Regions from separate parts of the Homo sapiens genome. Here regions 2 and 3 are each linked to region 1. Evidence: chromatin contacts called from ENCODE Hi-C or POLR2A ChIA-PET data. All regions are on one chromosome and are shown on one strand. The core of a region is the stretch at or near the end of the contact, and the rest is flanking DNA. Distances in the headings are between cores, read along the strand shown. Region 1 holds the start of PBX1 (PBX homeobox 1). Region 2 overlaps PBX1 (PBX homeobox 1). Region 3 overlaps PBX1 (PBX homeobox 1).

Region 1 (3,662 bases), core at 879-3,378:
TAACATCTATGTTTTTAACTGCTTCCTCTCATTTTCTCAACTCAGATTCTTATTTCACGTAGACAGAAATACACATAATGATGTCTTCTCCATATAACCAAGTCATCTGAAGTATAGGAGTTGCGTATATTTGTTTACAGGGTTTTCAAAGAGAAAAACGCTACTTCGGAGATATAACAAAGCTGGGTAATTGTACAGACATATGTGGTCATTAGATTTTTAAAATTCTTCCTTTTGAGTTCGGCCTTGGGCAAGCTGTTAGCGGGTTGTCACTTAGTCTATGTTTTACTTTAAAAGAGAATTTACTGTAAAATCCTGAAGTAGAGAACCATATACCTGGCAGTGGATTAACTTGAGAGGCTACACAGTTTATTATGTTTCCTTAATGAAGACCTTCATGTCCTATAGTACTGAAATATATAAAATTCATAAATGCTTTCATTTCTAAGTGGTCCTGAAAGAAGCATGGGGGAAAAGAGCATGCTTGATTTTTGTCCCCCCACCCCTTTTTAAAGGACCCTACATAGCTGTCTGTGTCACGGAAGGTTAGTAAACCGGCTGAAATTAGGAGACAATAAAGTTAAACTAAAAATCTGAGTCTCTTAAAACTAACAAATATGCCTAAAAACAAAATCACCTTTTCATCAACTTTTTAAAAAAACAAAATTAAGTGAATGCAAAATATTTTCTGGATAGCTGACAAGTACTGACAAAGAAATACCCTGCTTTTTTGTTGTTTTGTATTTTGGGTAGGGGGGGAAGAAAGGAGAAAAGATAAAAATTAATTTTGGACGGGAGAGTCAAGAAAGAAAATCAAACTCGCTGAATTAGGTAAGGAGTCAACTAAATTTGCAAATAAAGTGTTCTTGGGACATTTTATTTCGTAATGTTACAGAGTCCCCTCAACAAGAAGGCATGGAATGCTGTTCAAAACTTGACAATTCTGCTTTCTCTGATACTTTTTTAAAGCAGTAAAAAGTGCCGAGGGCCGCTTTTGGATCAGTTGGCAGTATTTTCGGCATGCCTGTGTGTTTGTGTGGATATAAATGAATACCCCTATATTCACACACACACACACAAATATGTACACAGCCACATCTCGGCATGGGCGATTACACTTTCGATAACAACGCTCCTTCAAATTTTACTCCTCCGCCATGTAGTTGCTTGTCAAAATGAGAAAAGAAATAACATTTTTCAAAAAAAGCGCTGTGGTGATTCGGTTCCCATTGTTTCCCCCTGCAAGAGGAAGAAAAACAAAAAACCCCAAGAAAGGAAAAGAAAAGCCTCCATCTCACCTGGCCTGCGCCTCATCCAAACTCTGGTCTGTGATGGTCATAATTTGCTGTAAAATGTCTCCAATGTCCTGCTTCCTCCCGCCCTCCCCCTCGGTCCCTCCGGCCCCATCCTGCAAGTGCTGGGACAGGCCGGGGTGTCCGGCCATCCCGACCCCAGCATGGGAATGCATCAGCCTGGGCTGCTCGTCCATCTCCAAAGGCTACGGCAGCCCCCGGCTCTTCCTCTTCTGCTCCTCGGCTCGGCTCCTGGGAAGCACCAAGGCTTTTTATCCTTCAAGCTTGTCTTCAAATCCTTTTCAGGATAAACAGGGAAGGGGGAAAAAAGAAGACCAAAAGAAAAAAAAAATCCCTTTGCCTCTTTAGAGGATGGTGGGAGGATGAGGAGGGGGAGGGGGAGGGGGCGTGAAGGGGTTGCGGGGTGAGGGTGGGGATAAGGGCTGGTGGGGAAGGGTGTTGACTCCAAAAAGCAAGAAAAATAAACCACCTTCCCACTTGGCGAAAAGAAATCAGAGCTGGCTTTAGGTTTTTCAGTCCGGTCTCCTTTGCAAGGCAGAAATGGGCTCCCGGCGCTTAAATCTGTGGCTTAATCCTTTTGCAAATATGCATTGATCGGGAGAAAGGAGAGGAAGGCAGGGGGATTGCAATGCAAACTTTCCCCCCCCACCCCCCGCTGCCCCCCACCCCCACTCCGGGCCAGAGTGATCTCAAAGGGGGTGGGCTGTTGCAAAAGCCAGATCTCCCCCAGCCGCGGCGGCAGGCAAAGCACAGGCTCTCTCCTCCTCCGTGTCTCTGCAAACTCCAGCAGCCCCGTCAGCCTCCTGCTTTTGTTTAGCTCAGGCTCAGGACTCCAGAAACATATACAGAAAAACCACAGCCTGAGAGGAGGAGGAGGAGGAGGAGAAGAAGGAGGAGGAGGACGAGAAGGAGGAGAGGGGAGGGGGCAAAGGGAAGGGGAGGGGGCGGGGAAGCCGGGAGGCTGGGGAGAGGAGGAGGGAGGAGGGCGCCTGGAGCTCCTCCCCGCTTCCCTGATTGGCCACCAGATAAAGGACCGGCCCCCTCCTCCCCTACTTTCCTCACGGCGCCTCCTCTCCAGCCTCCTTCAGCTCCTCCTCGCCCGGCGCCCTGTCAATCAGAGTTCAGAGGTGGGCCGGGAAGGAGGCCGAGCTAATAGCAAGTCTCCAGTCCTTAAAGGTGCAATGGTACTGTAGTTCCAGCTCACTTAGTTTCCACTTTCCCTGCTCGCCTTACTTAGGTTGCGTCCTTGAGGAAAATGTGGCTCCACTTAAATGCAAACATATAAAATTAACACGAAAGAACACAGACGGTGTGCGTCTTCCCGCCCACCCCTGCTTTTCTTTTGCTGTGGCATTGTCATTTAAAACTTGATTCTTTTAAATGCTTAGACCTCAGGGAAACTGCTGAGAGCACAAGTTTGTCAGCACGACGTAGTTATGAAACACAATCGAGCTGTTAATATAATTAATAAAGATCTCTAATAAGTGGCAGATGTAATAATAGATACATTTAAAAAAACAATTCTAGCACAGTAAAGGTGAAAAGAATACCAAACTGTGTCATTTTTGCTGCATGAAAACTAAATTATGGACTATGAAACTGAAAAATGCTCAAGAAAAAGAAAGATTAATAAATAAGTTCACCAAATGAAACTAATTCAACATTTCTCTCTCTTCCCCCGGGGGAAATTAGTTATTTGGCTTAAATACCTAATAAAGAAATGCATTATCACAGTCTAGTTCTAGTTTTTAATATAGTCTAATAAGCATTATTAACTGGGAAGAGAAGTGAACTGACATTTATTGAATGCCTACTATGCACCAAGTAATTTGCATGAGTTATTTTATTTAATCCCCAAGACATCTTTGTGAGTTATGGATTATTATTTCCATTTTACAGAGAGGGAACTCAGAAAGGTTAAATAATTTGTCCAAGGTCCACAGTTATTAAGTGTCAAAGCTGGAATTTAAACCCAAGTGTGACTCCCTCCAAAGGCCTAGTATTTCCACTGCACAATCTGCTTCAGTCTAACAGAAATGTGTGAATAGTGTTAAAAATTAGTTATGTGTCTATTGCCTGTCCAGTTTGAAAGGAAACTTGAGGTGCTTAAAAGGGTACATATTCCAACAAGACAACTCCAATTGAAAATGGGTAGGAAAAAATAAAAAATAAATACAATGGGATCAAGAAAAAAGCCAACAAAAGTCATAACTAAGGTCCAGTATCATAGCTCCAGACAGACACAAATTTGCTTCCAATCTTTTCATTGGGCAAAGTGAGAGGGAAAAATCTGACTGTGTACACAGTCACAATGAATATAAGATAAAATAGCAGGCCAATTACTTAGGA
Region 2 (4,041 bases), core at 1,188-3,687, 86 kb before region 1:
CTTCTCTCTGCTCTTCCTCCCTCTTTTCTCATCCTCCCTAGTGGTTCCTCCTCCAACGGCCCCTGTTCAACCTTTAGTGCTAACTGCTATCAGTTTGAAGAGTTCATTCAGTGCCTTGAGCTTTGAAAGGGAAGGTGCCATGAAAATCTTAATAAACAAATAAATAATTCATACTAGGCATTGGTCTATTCTCTGCACCACTGGGTTTCAAAGGTTACTTAAAAGCAGACTCTTTCCCACAAACCCAAGCAAATAAAATCCATGAAACAAAGGTGCAGGGGTTGAAGTTGGGGTGGGACCCCCGAGCCTGTAGGGCTGCCCCCCTTACTACCAGGAAGGCTGTCCTGGGACATCTCCACACTCTTCCGAGGGCCATGCCCTGCAGACCAGACTGAATGCCACCACACTAAAGGTATGAGTGCACAGCATGTGTTTGCGGTGGGCAGTCCTAAAGGATACAATGGCATTCCACTACACATCCTGACCCCTAAAAAGGATTTGCTGTAAAGCAAACACACCTCTGTGAAAAACTGCATGTACTGAAATTGGGTGGTGAGAAAAATAAAGAGACATGGCGGTAGTTGGACCTGCTCAATCTACTCAATCCTGAAATGGATTTAAGACCCCATAACTATCAAAAAAACTCTCTCCTCTCAACGAGCAGGGACATATCCTAACAAATGTACACAGGTATGTGTGACTTTCTACCTATTATCTCTCCTGAAGACTTGGTGTCCCCAAGTCTTTTTTGCATTCAGAAACAAGGAATAATGGAGCACAATTAGAAGTAAGGGGTCGGTTTGGCCATATCTCCCCATCAGAAGCATCCACAGGTCTTTGGCAGCCAGGTCAGAGGTTGCCTCTTCTAGGTAGTCAGCCTACAAGGGAAGCTCTAAAAACCACCCTCTAGTTGATTCCATAATGTATGTGGCTGTCAATGACAAGCTTTCCTACTGTTGATCAAACTAGTTATGCAGTAACCACTACTGATTCAGTACCTAAATTTGCCAAAAACATCAGATTGATTATTTTAAATGGTTTTCATAACATAGATGCGGTGAGGATTAAAATGGGATTTTTCACTTGTTTCTTTGTTCCTTTAACCAGCATGCTGCTCCTGAATCAATTTCCCCTTCATTCTTCTGCTCCAAAGAAATTCTGACTTGCTGAAAAGACTAGGTCTGAATAACCAAAATGCCATCAAGAAAAGGAGGCACAGAGAGAAAAATAAAATCCCTTCAGATTCGCATCTTGTGTTATGCATAAAAGCACTTTTGTTTGGCCCTTATAATTTTTTCCCCAGGGCAGTTGCCATAATCCCCACTTATAGATGAGATAACTGAGACAGAAAGATGAGGTGACTTGCCCACAGTCACACAGTCTGTGTCTTCTGAGGCTTGGATCCAAGTCTTCCACTTCTCAATGCAGTTCTTTACCTATCACACAACTCCTGCCTCAAAATTCAAAGCGCCCATTGTTAACCTGGACTGAAGAAAGTTAAAAAATCACTGAAAAACTTTAATTCAGGACGGTCACATCACCTTAGTGTTGTCATTTCTGCCCAGTATAATCTCATTACCATTTCCAATTTCCCTGGGGACAAATTTGCACATTAATCGGGAGTGAGGTATATATCTGTGTGTACGTGTTGGCAAGAATAATGGGCCCTCAACTATTTTCAAAGGTCCCCTTACTTTGTCCTCAATATTTCCATCCCAAGTCCTCCTGCCATGGTTTTTCTCCCACCTCTCTTGTTCCAAGTTCTTTTTGATCACCCCCCACTATACTCTTTAGCCCTAAGCCCCCCTTCTCCTCTGCCTTAAAATCAAACAGCCATGGAGTTTGTTCAGATTCCCTATTCATCAAGGAAATGAATTCCATATGCATAATTCATTTCTTTTGTGAACTTTTTTCCCCTTCAGGGAGTTAATGCTCCCTAGTGCATTGGGAACAGAGACAGTGACAGAAGGACCAGAGAGCAAGGGGGCAAAAATGCTTTTCCCCATGTAAATGGGACAGATAGGGGCCAAAAGGTCTGGCCTCTGCTGGCGGACACCTTGAGCTCTACAATTCTATCTCACCAAAAGAAGGGGGGGAATCCTGTACTGGTTATTAGGGCACAATAGGCTTCATCCTTAAGGGTGAGAAGCCCAGGGAGCCCAGAAGCCTTTTGAGGCTGGAGGCCTTATTTCCAAACCCAGTGGATGACTCATGGGTAGAAAGAAATCGATAGAGTCCTCCCACTCCTTTATGTCTCTGCTCATATTAAAAACCCAAAACTAAACAAAGAGATATACACCGTGCCCAATGCACCATGTTTAACAGCTGTTGCATTTGGAGAAAAAGCAGTCCCTAGTCCAAAGTCAGATTTGAAAAACGGCTTTATTAAGAGAAAGATTTACTGTATATGAACTCCAAGACTAGAAACTGGAGGAGGAGCAGCTGAAAGAGACAGATCTGCCAGACGGAGAGCCCAACTGATTCCACTGGCTGATGTTACCTCTTGGCAAGATACACTGACCCACACAACATCCTGGACGTTGAAGCCTTTGGTTATTAACTCTTTAATAACAGTCTGGAGTCCCCAAAGTTCAGAACTGATTTAATAAATGGCACAAGACACATTAAGGCCAAGATACAGTTTTTATCCTGAAACAGTCTATTTCAGGCAATTCATGTTACTTGGCATCTTATTTAAATATTTTTTAATCCATCCTTCTTTTTTGCTTTTAACTTCCAACTTTATCTCCATTTAGGAAAAAAAAAAACAAAAGCTGATAAACGTTTTAGATTTAGGAATTGTTTTGCCTGATTTGCCCAAGACCACCTCTTAGCTCAGGGTCTGCATTTTGTAAGCGAAGGGTGGCAGGCTCTCTTAGAGGAACTGTCTAGGGTCCTAAGATGAGCAGAATTTGACACACACCTCCTAATATAGACTGCTCCAAAGATGCTGTTTAATACATAATAATAAAATTTCATTTGCGGTTTACTTTTTTCTGTACAGTTGGATATAGACTAGATAGGTAATGTACTAGTAGGAAACAAAAGTGGATCCACCAATAAATTCAAAGAAACAGAAATTTAACTGTGAATCCTGTAGAATTAACTTGTAAAGACAAGTAAAATCCCCCACGGCTTTCATCTAATGTATGAAATGAAAACCAGAAAGCAGCTGGCCAGCCTTTTTTAACCCTATATTAGAAGCATGATGCCAAAAGTAAACACTCCACATAGAAACTAGGGACATCATCGACATTTAGGAGATTAGAGAAAGGGCTTGGCTGCTGACCTCAGAGAGCTTATAGTCTATTTACAAAAGAAAGAATTGTGAAGGGAATGCCAAAGTTAAAGTTAAACTGAACCCAAAGAATATACAAGCAATAAATATGTGAGTCAAGCTGCTCCCAATGGTTATCAGGGATTCTCAGCTATAACCTACATAAGAGTCTTCAGACCACAGTGATTTTGTACAAGGGCTTTGGAGTCAGGTAGACATGAGTTTAAACCCCAACCATGCCACTTACTGGTTACATAATTTTGGACATGAATTTAGCCTCTCAAACTTCATCTATAAAATATATGTGATAACTTTGCTTCTTCGTTGGCTATTTGTAAGAATCTGATTAGATTAATTCATATAAAATAATTCAGTAGTATGCCCAGCATGTCATAAGTATCCAAAAGGTTGTAACTTAAATAAATAAATAAATAAAGCCAAGGTATTAGCTCATGTACCATTGGAAACAAACAGTGCTGCAGACTGACATGGTAACAAATAACTTGCTTTGGCACATGGTGGGAGGTCACATTCTGGAACTTAAAAATGTTGCCCTATCTGCAGTATGCCACATATCTGGTTCTTGTGTGGACTGGCTAGAAAGTGAGCCAAAGAGAATTAAGAAAACCAACCCCTTCACCAAAAACCAAGTTTTCCCATCTTCTTCTAGAATATATACCCTGAACTTTGCCCTTTCTTTTTATTAGGTGGAGCCTCCATTCTATCTTCCACCACGACACCACGTCAGCATTGCTCTCTTTCCT
Region 3 (3,952 bases), core at 551-3,050, 120 kb before region 1:
CAAAAAAGCCATTTCCACCTCATAGGAATGAATAGCCATGACAGCAAGAAACCTTCAAAAAGCAGGCTGTTGCAAGGTGTGAATAAAACACTGGTGGAATCTGCCAGTGATGCTTTTGTATGACTTAGACATCTCCTAAAAGACAGGACTAGAACCCTGGATTCAGAAAACGAGGCCCGCGTCTTGGTCAGATCAAGAAACATCCTGTGTCCTTGAGGAAGTCATTAACCTCTCTGAGACTTACTTTCCCAATCAGTAATTGGTTCTTGTAATTTATGTCTAATTCCTAAGGTTGTGGTGAGGATTACGTGAGGTAACATATCTATAAGTGAATTTTCTTTTGCTTCTTGCTGAAGTTCCACACACAAGACTAAGTAGTTCTTAACCATAAAACGTTATATAAGGTTTATTTACTTTCAGTATTATGGAAATGAGTGCAAGCAAAATAGGATTATATTCTGTAAATATATCGGGAGGGGAACAAAGAAGTGCTATCGTCAAACACAGTGCCCCAGATCTTTTTGCCAATACAAGGTGACATAAGGACTCTGTCTCAGGAACCTCATGGGAAAAGCACTCCCTTCCTTTTTAAGTGATTTCTGAAAGCAGAGGGTGATAATTCTCTTTTCATATTTATTATCCTCAGGAAGTAACTTCTTCATGTATCTTGATGCTCAGAGAGGTCATTTGGGTCTATGAATCTAGAACACTCAGAGAAATATCTAAATACAGTCTTTTCAGTGAAAGGACTGGTCAAAGAAGAATCCTGGTCTGCCTCAAATACCTGAGATCCCTATTTTCAGTGTATTATGGCATCTAAAATTTTTAAAGCATTTTTTTAAGCCTGCTTCTCAAAACTTAGGGAAAGCAGTAAAGCATAGATTGCCTTTTATCTCCCTCAGTTTTTCAGAATTCATAATGCATAAGAGAGGTCAAAGAATAAAGACTTCTTTTATTTCTACAATGCTTTCACAAAGTGTCCAGAAACAGGGAAAACATGATGATAATGTTACCTGCCAGAGATAGGTAAGATCTATCTACAGATATACCTACAAAATGCAAACAAGACCCTTGAGCTTAAGGAATTCACAAGGATATTCATAAGGCTGCTTTAAAGGTAAGCATAGCTGTTAGATATTCTGTACATAAACAGGAAAGAAATCTTTAGAATAATTACAGGCTGGGCGCAGTGGCTCATGCTTGTAATCCCAGTATTTGGGAAGGCCAATGCAGGAGGATCATTTGAGGCTAGGAGTTCAAGACCAGCCTGAGCAACATACTGAGACCCCTTCATCTCTATGAAAATCTAAAAAATACATAAAATTAGCCTGGTGTGTTGGCACATGCCTATATTCCCAGCTACTCAGGAGGATTGCTGGTGCCCAGGAGTTAGAGGCTGAAGTGAACTATGATCACGCCACTCCACTCCAGCCTGGGTGATAAGAGTGAAATCCTGTCTCAAAAACAAAACAAAACAAAACAAAACAAACAAAATCCAATAAATCTTAAAGTGATCCCTCATCAATACTGAAAAAAAAAAAAAAAGACTTCACACAACACAAGCACATCTCAAAAGCAAAATTTGACAGTAAGTTTCTGGACCATGTTCAGCAGTCAGTCCTTAACTAGTTTATTCTAAGATGGGTCCGCATTAAAAGTGAGAGTGTGTATGTGTTTTGGAAGGTGGGGTGGTAGTTCCTGACACATTAACAAGGTGATACAGAAGAAAGACTTAGATTCCATTCAGATGATCTGGTTTTGAAAACCAGTTCTACCACCACCCAAGTAATCTTAGGCAAGGCACTTAACCTCCTGGAGCCTCAGTTGTCATACATAGGAAGATTAATGACATGTACCTGGCTTATCTCCTTTGTTGCGTAAGTCAAGATAATAAAAGTGAAAGAATATGGCCTGTTAGAAGAATCGCTGGGCTTGAAATCAGAGAGTCCGGGTCAAAGTCTTATTTTAGACACTTTCTAATGACCTTAGGCAAATTCCTTGCAATTTTGGGTTTCTTCTTCTGTAAAATGGGGCTATTTCTTCTGTCTCAGGACATACCACTTGGGATCAAATGAAAACACCTGATATGAAATAAGGAAAGCTATACACCACCACACAAATCTGAATGCTATTGACTGATACAGGGCCATGCAAATACAGGATGTTACTGTTATCTGCTTACTAATACATATCAGCAGCTTTGAGTTTTCAACCAAAATTTGATGATGGTTGTAGAATCACCACTCTCTTGGAGGCTTTCTTTCCCTCCATCCTCTGCGTCAAGACATGCTTAGTAAATAGCTTTCCACATCAAAAAACTCACAGCCTGGGTTCTGAGCAGTACTCGCCTATGGGAAAATAAGCAGAATGAAAGAAAAGGGCCTGACAACTCTAAGAGCTGCTCTGCCCTTGCAAGGATCCCATCTGCAAGGAAGGGAGGTATGAGGGGAGCAAAGGAAGAACTCCTTCCGTCGGCACAAGTTGTTTCCCAGGGACGAACTCTGATCCATGACGGGACTCTGCAATGGCAGCAGCCACAGGTTTTATGTCCCCGAGCACAGTGGCCTGATTACTCAGTTACCAATTCCATCAGCAGCCTGAGGAATGAGGTTGCTATTTAACAGTAGAAGAAAAATAAAGGTAGAACCTAAGGCCTGGTGATCCTTAGGGCACATAATTAGTTTCTCTTTTTTTTTTTTAAGTTGAAAGTATCCAGTTTATGGGTACAGTTAAGAGTTAATAAAAACAGCAACTATTAAATGACTAAAAGACATCATTCCTAAAATAAAAGCTCCTTGAGGTCAGGAGGTTTGGTTTTGTTTTCCTTATTTTGTTTACTGATGTATTCCAAGAACAAAGAACAGTGCTGGCATTCAGTAGATGCTCAATAAGCATTTACTCAGCAGACGGATGGATGAGCTGATGAACAGGTTCTTCCCGTGGGTTCTGGAAGAGCTGTACCAAAACCAGGCTTTTTTCGAAATACCTGCAAAAAAAAGTGGATGATTCCAAATCCAACTGAAGTGTCTGCTCTCTCTCCAATTCAGAACAACCAGAAGGGCCTGTCTGAATTAGTAATGCATTAAAGAAAAGTAGGATTATTATATTCCAATTCTTTCCATCAGATGTAAAACATTATTGGTAGATCACATCTGTTTTAATAAATCTGTAAGAAAGACGTGTAATTATAATTATGTTACCATTGTATGTAAATGGCATTTTAACAAGACATATTAATACATTTTTATAGAGTACTTACAGCATACACTACAGAAATACTTAAAGGTGCTATTTTGATTGCTTGGATTCTTAAACGTTCCCTCTGAAGTCTTTACATATTAGTGTATTTAATGTTTCTTCATTTCCGGGTAAATATTTTTACCAGTTAAGACAAAGGCAAATTTGAGTTCCCGGGACCAAATATCAAAACATTGAGGACAAAAGGGTTTAATTTTTTTTTAACTTTTGTTTTAGGTTCAGGGGTGCATGTGTAGGTTTGTTATACAGGTAAATTACATGTCATGGGGGATGGGTGTATGAATTATTTTGTCAACCAGGTAATAAGCATAGTACCTCATAGGTAGTTTTTCAGTCCTCACTCCTCTTCCACGCTCCACTCTAAAGTAGGCCCCAGTGTCTAGGGTTTAAACTAATGAATGTTTTTACAATTGAGTTTTCATTTACTTTCTATGTTCTGGCTTCAACAGGTTACTGAAGCTGAGTCTCTCTCCTCACAGGCATCTAGGCCTGACAATCAGCTGTGATGATGTATCTTTGAACAGTTGTATCTCTAAGAGGAGGCTATAATTAACCTTGAAATTAATATCTTAATATATCAAAAGTCAATTGATTTATTTTAAATGCTTAGTTTTTCAACTCATTTTTCATTTACTTTCTAGTGTTCATTCCCTATGATTAAAAATACATATGAATATGTATATACAGGTATAAA

The links. Hi-C counts contacts between places; a loop is a spot of excess contacts on that map. ChIA-PET counts read pairs that join two places held with the same protein, here RNA polymerase II (POLR2A). Pooled maps may share reads with other maps.
Region 2: a map of endothelial cell of hepatic sinusoid shows a loop between it and region 1 (3-fold over the local background). The contact joins the enhancer-like site here to the promoter of PBX1 in region 1. A Hi-C loop is called at or near these places in 3 of 168 maps with a recorded cell type or tissue (PC-9, endothelial cell of hepatic sinusoid and sigmoid colon) and 3 of 50 pooled maps. POLR2A ChIA-PET finds 5 or more read pairs at or near these places in 9 of 52 experiments (A549, A673, AG04450 and 6 more).
Region 3: a pooled map shows a loop between it and region 1 (5-fold over the local background). The contact joins the enhancer-like site here to the promoter of PBX1 in region 1. A Hi-C loop is called at or near these places in 2 of 50 pooled maps. POLR2A ChIA-PET finds 5 or more read pairs at or near these places in 4 of 52 experiments (BJ, Caco-2, PC-9 and 1 more).

Annotation. Positions count from the first base shown.
Region 1 is chr1:164,557,650-164,561,311 of GRCh38, reverse strand. It overlaps PBX1 (PBX homeobox 1), which reads right to left and starts at 2,128. Exons shown (of 9, transcript NM_002585.4): 1 at 1,299-2,128. The coding sequence starts at 1,489. RefSeq lists an enhancer at 2,047-2,546.
Region 2 is chr1:164,643,292-164,647,332 of GRCh38, reverse strand. The region is part of intron 2 of PBX1 (PBX homeobox 1); the gene reads right to left. Among named protein-coding and RNA genes, the nearest start is that of PBX1, 86 kb to the right of the region's middle. Within about 2 kb of position 2,437, at least 6 of the 41 ENCODE cell types and tissues checked have a DNase peak (open chromatin) inside an H3K27ac peak, as active enhancers do; they include A673 and PC-9, where a contact is called at or near this core.
Region 3 is chr1:164,681,344-164,685,295 of GRCh38, reverse strand. All of the region lies in intron 2 of PBX1 (PBX homeobox 1), which reads right to left. Among named protein-coding and RNA genes, the nearest start is that of PBX1-AS1, 91 kb to the left of the region's middle. Within about 2 kb of position 1,800, at least 3 of the 41 ENCODE cell types and tissues checked have a DNase peak (open chromatin) inside an H3K27ac peak, as active enhancers do; they include PC-9, where a contact is called at or near this core.